2 separate regions of the Homo sapiens genome follow, and region 2 is linked to region 1. Evidence: chromatin loops called from intact Hi-C (ENCODE). Cell type or tissue: ovary. All regions are shown on one strand.

Region 1 (2,500 bases):
GTTGCAGTGAGCCAAGATCACACCACTGCACTCTAGCCTGGGCAACAGAGCAAGACTCAGCCTCAAAAAAGAAAAAAAAAATGTAACTTGCCCAAACTAGGCCGGGCGTGGTGGCTCACGCCTGTAATCCCAGCACTTTGGGAGGCCGAGGCGGGTGGATCATGAGGTCAGGAGATCGAGATCATCCTGGCCAACACGGTGAAACCCCATCTCTACTAAAAATACGAAAATTAGCTGGGCGTGGTGGCGGGCACCTGTAGTCCCATCTATTCGGGAGGCTGAGACAGGAGAATGGCGTGAACTCGGGAGGCGGAGCTTGCCGTGAGCAGAGTTTGCGCCACTGCACTCCAGCCTGAGTGACAGAGTGAGACTCTGTCTCAAAAAAAAAAAAAAAAAAATTTAGCCAGGTGTGGTGGCATGTGTCTGTAGTCCCAGCCACTTGGGAGGCTGAGGTGGGAGCGTGGCTTGAGCCAGGGAGGTTGAGTCTGCCATGAGCCATGGTGGTGCAAATGCACTCCAGCCTGGGCCACAGAGCAAGACCCTGCCTTGAAAAAAAAATTTTTTTAAAATTTATAGCTGTAATTTCGGAAGCAGTGTGTGCACTGATGCCTGCTCCAAGCATGCTCTTGGTCTGGATGCGGCAGGATTTCAGTTCCAGGAAGCAGCTATTCTCTGCGCTAGAAGGCCGCTTCTCCCCAACAGAAAGGGCAGCAATGCTTCACCAGGTGTGTGCCTAACAGTTCTCAATCCCACTGGGAGAGCTGCGAGGGAAGTATGGCTCATTCGGAATGGACACACACAGGCGGCTCCAGTACAGAGAGGGGCTCTAGGCCCTGAAATGCTGTGCTCCTCGCAGGACACACAACTCCACGTGACGGGGATAACACGCGACACAGCTCCTGCATCGATGCTCCCCAGTTCCTGCCTGGCTGCTCCCCCAGCTCCTGCCTAGGTTCTCCCCTATCTCCTGGCCTTATGCTCCCCAGTTCCTGCCTTTGTGCTCCCCCAGCACCCCCAACCCAGAGTGCTCCTTCCCTCTGGCCAGGCCCCCTTCCCAGCCCCGCCCCTTCGGGGCTCAGGCGGGAACCGAGCTGGCTTTTTCCTCCCAACCAGAGCAGCTCCCTCTGGTTCCCAGGTTGCCTGCCCTTCCAGCTGGGAACACCGGCCTTGCAGGGAGGGGCGGGGGTGCTCACCACGAGGCGGCCACACAGGGCGCGAAGGGGTCCCAAGGCCCACCCAGGAGGAGCGCCTGTCTTTCCGTGGCGGGCTGCGCGCGCTGCCCACGCGGCCACGCTTGGAGCCTGGCAGGAGGCCGCCATCCCGGCCACGGCCGCTGGAGGGCGCCCCCGCACCGCTCCTGCCTGCCGGTTCCCGCGGGAGGGCGCCTGTGGCGGGCGCCGGAGGTTGATCTGCTGGTTCACGCCAGGATTGCGAACCGGCGGCCGGAGCGGGAGGCCGCAGAGCCGAGTTCAGGTCGCAGTCCTGACCCACCTGGCGGCGACTTCCTGTCCCGCGGCTGTGCTGCAGCTCTCCAGGTTGGGGTGAAAATGCAGAAACGGTCCCGTGGGCTAAGTCACGGACGTTCGTTTCTCACAGCGCCGCGTGCCTGCCTGCAGGCAACCGAGCCACGCACGCCGAGGCCGCCCCACCGCCCGGGGCCTGAACGCGCCGGCCCAGACCGGCAGCCCCCTCGGATCCTAAGACCTCTGCACCGCAGCGCAGGTGTGGGGGTCCTCAGCCGGCGCCATCCAAGCAAGAGCCGAGAGCGCGAGCGCCACGCCTTCCCCCACCCTCTGCCCTGCGCCCCTGGCTGGCGGTCCCTCCTGCAGCGGCTGGCCTGGAATTCGGGCTGCGGAAGGGGCTGCACCCACGCGGGGCTCACGCCATGGATGTGGGCGCTGGGAGGGTCTCCGGCTGTTTCCTGGTGCTGCCCAAGAAGCAGGTCCCTCGGCCAAACCAGCCCCTGTTCTGGTGCCCGCCGGTGCCCTCAGCCTGCGGGCCTAGAGGCCAGAGTGCTGGCGGATGGGCAGGTCCTGACCACGCCGTCCTCCCTGGGAGCTTACTGGTGAGACGCTCGTCTGCCTCAGGGGGCCCAATAATGGTCACTTGACATAAAGGGACAGAGGTGGTCTGTCCAGGGTGACGGTGACCACTGTCCTGGCATGTGACGGAGCCCAGGCCCTGGGCAAGCGCCATGCTGAGAGGGGCTGGCCGCCCGCTGCCGGTGGCCTGACTCAAGAAACCTCGCTCCCCTGAGCGGCAGCTGGAGGAGAGGCAGCGGCAGTGGACCTCTGGGGACGGATTGGAGGGGTGGCCCTGCGGCCCTTGCTTGGGCAGGAGGGACGCTGCAGCAGCTGCTGGAGCTCCCAGGCAGGGGCTGTCCCTCGGTCAGCTGGGTCACAGAGCAGCCGGCGCCTGCGTCATTCTCAGCCTGCCCGAGGGGGAGGCTTCCGCTCCAGGTGGGTGACCCGGGGCCCTTGCTATTACCCCCACAATGTTT
Region 2 (2,500 bases), 150 kb after region 1:
TGCCCAGCCAGGGCCCCGTAGTCAGTGCCAAGGCCTGAGGGCCCAGAAGCCTCTCCAGGTGGGTCTCCTTGGCTTCCTTCTGCACCTGGCATCTGCCTCCCTGAGGCTGCACACCCACTGTGCAGAGGCTGCTTGGCTGGGAAGGGGCGCCATCCTGCTGCCCCCTCCCCAACCCACACACAGACCTCAGAGCAAGGCAGGAGCCGAGATTGTGACAGCAACATTTCACCGCCAGTGACTGAGCCAAAGCAAACCGCATCAGATGCATGGTCAGAGAGGGGGAAGAGAGGGGGAAGGCCTTCTGGGGGAGTGTGGAGCCCAGCATCGGGGGTGGGGGGGGCCTGGCTTTGCACAAAAGAAGGGGCCGGGCCTGGTGGCTCATGCCTGTAATCCCAGCACTTTGGGAGGCCAAGGATCGAGGATCACTTGAGTTCCAGAGTTTGAGACCAGCCTGGGCAACATAGGGAGACCCTCATCTCTACAAAAAATAAAATAAAATTAGCTGGGCTTGGTGGCACATGCCTGTGGTCTCAGCTACTCAGGAGGCTGAGGCAGGAGGATTGCTTGAGCCCAGGAAGTTGAGGCTGCAGTGAGCCGTGATCATGCCACTGCACTCCAGCCTGGGAGACAGAGCAAGAACTTGTCGCAAAAATAAAAACAAAAAAACAAAACAAACAAACAAACAGAAGAAAGTGAGAAGGACCAGAGCTGGGGACTGTTGGATGGGAAGATGCCCAGCCGCGGTGGTCCCAGGCTCTGCCCGCTGCCCTCAGCCCCTTTTATTTCAGACCCATCAATAGCCTGTGTGTTCCGCGTGCAGATGTGGACACTGTCAGAGCCAGGGCCCCCAGGCGCCCCTGCATCCCCCGCCCAGACCTCCCGAGTTTCAACCAGATGCGGTGCAGCCCTGCGTGGGGCCACCCTTGGTATGGTGGGCGGGGCCGCTGCAGGGTACCTCCTCGTTCCACTTCAGGCCACTCCCAGCCAGTGGCCCCGGCTCTGTCCGAGGCCACCCCACCCCCACTCCTGAGGATGGAGTCTGCACCTGCTGCCCCTCCCACCAAGGACCGTCCCAGTGCCTCTCCCTCCCTTTGCCTTTTATTTTGGGAGCCTCAGCTTGCCAAGTTAATTGGCAAACTTTCCCAGAAGTAAACTTGAGGGATAGAAATTAATAATTTTCCCGGAGTTGCGCTCATTGCTAATCAGGCCAGCTGGGAGGAGGGGGCCTGGGTGCATCAGAGGACCCCTGCAAAGCCATTAGCATGAACAAGATCTAAGGGTGAGGGGTCCCCCTTGCAATTCAGCAGCTCTGCAGCCCCAGTGCCCAGGTGCAGGAGCACGGGGGGCACAGGGTGAAGGCAAGGGCACCTTGGAAGGATTCCAGCCATTCTCACACCCACACCCGGGCCTAGGCAAGCAGTTCCCCTCTTGCCGTGTGGCCTGGGCTGGATGGGGTCCCCAGGGTCTCTCACTGACCCTGGAAAGGCCCACTTGAGTGAGACAGGGAAGGGTGTGAGCCCTGACTGAAGCTCAGGCCGGGCGGGGGATGCGCCCTTGGGGAAGGAGCCTGAAAGGAGAGCCAGGAGTCCAGAGCAGGGCCCAGCTGGGACCCAGGCAACCCGCCCCGACTTTGGAGCCCTCCTTTTGGAGACAAGTGCCAGCCCACCAAAGGGTGCACAGTGTTGGGGACCCTGTCCCCAGGACTCCCTTGTCCTATAAGGAAGTGTAGCCCCAAATCCCCTACATTCCAGAACTCTGGCCTTCTTGGGCCTTGTGTCAGGCTGGTGGGAAATGGGTGGAGCTTAGAGGCCTCTGCTCAGGTCTCTGCACCCCCAGAGCCATGGCTGGGCCCCTGGCAGAACCTCGCCACCGTCCATTGCTTTGTCAGCTCCTTGGCTGGGCCTTCAGAGCCTGTGGAAAAAAGCATCAGTATGTGGTCCTCAGAGGACCTCGGTGAAAATGCAGATGCCAGGGCCCAGCCCTGGAGAGTAGAGTCGACGTGTCCACCAGGACCCCATGTGATCTAACCCAGGCAGTCCAATGACCGTGCCAGGAGGCCTGGGCTGGGCTACAGGGTCAGCTCTGGAGGGTGGGTCTCTTCTCTCATGAAGCGTTTATTGAATGGAAGGACAGATGGGTGGATGGATAGGATGGATGGGGTGTGGATGGGTGGATAGGTGGATGGGTGGATGGGTGGATGGTTGGATGGGTGGATGGGTGGGTGGGGGGTGGATAGATGGGTGGGTTGGGGAGTGGATAGATGGGTGGGTTGGGGGGTGGATAGATGGGTGGGTGGGTGGGTGGATAGATAGATGGGTGGGTGGATGGATGAATAACTAGTGAATGGTGGGGGTTTCCTAGGTGCAGAGATAATGTCCTTAGCCCATTCTAGGCCCCACTGTTGTCAGCAAAGTTGACTCCACTAACTCCACAAGGAAATTTCCCCTGGAGAGCCAGAGATCAGAGCCAAACCCTGAAGGTGGACAGACAGGGGTGGAGG

Evidence for each region. Peaks named below come from ENCODE experiments on the same cell type or tissue, not always from the same donor. Only the 100,000 strongest peaks of a DNase experiment are listed, where the experiment ranks them.
Region 2: a loop joins it to region 1, with 2.5 times the contacts of the local background. A loop is called at or near these places in 29 of 110 quality-filtered maps.

What each region holds. Positions count from the first base shown.
Region 1 is chr17:81,483,312-81,485,811 of GRCh38, reverse strand. No RefSeq gene overlaps it. Among named protein-coding and RNA genes, the nearest start is that of LINC01971, 3.1 kb to the right of the region's middle. RefSeq lists a silencer at 1,065-1,474, a cis regulatory region at 832-1,629 and an enhancer at 1,533-2,183. In ovary, a CTCF peak has its summit at 1,347 (motif pointing right); a DNase peak (open chromatin) is centred at 1,391; H3K4me3 peaks cover 357 bases.
Region 2 is chr17:81,336,133-81,338,632 of GRCh38, reverse strand. No RefSeq gene overlaps it. Among named protein-coding and RNA genes, the nearest start is that of TMEM105, 6.7 kb to the right of the region's middle. In ovary, no CTCF peak of the experiment used is centred here; no DNase peak of the experiment used is centred here; H3K27ac peaks cover 210 bases.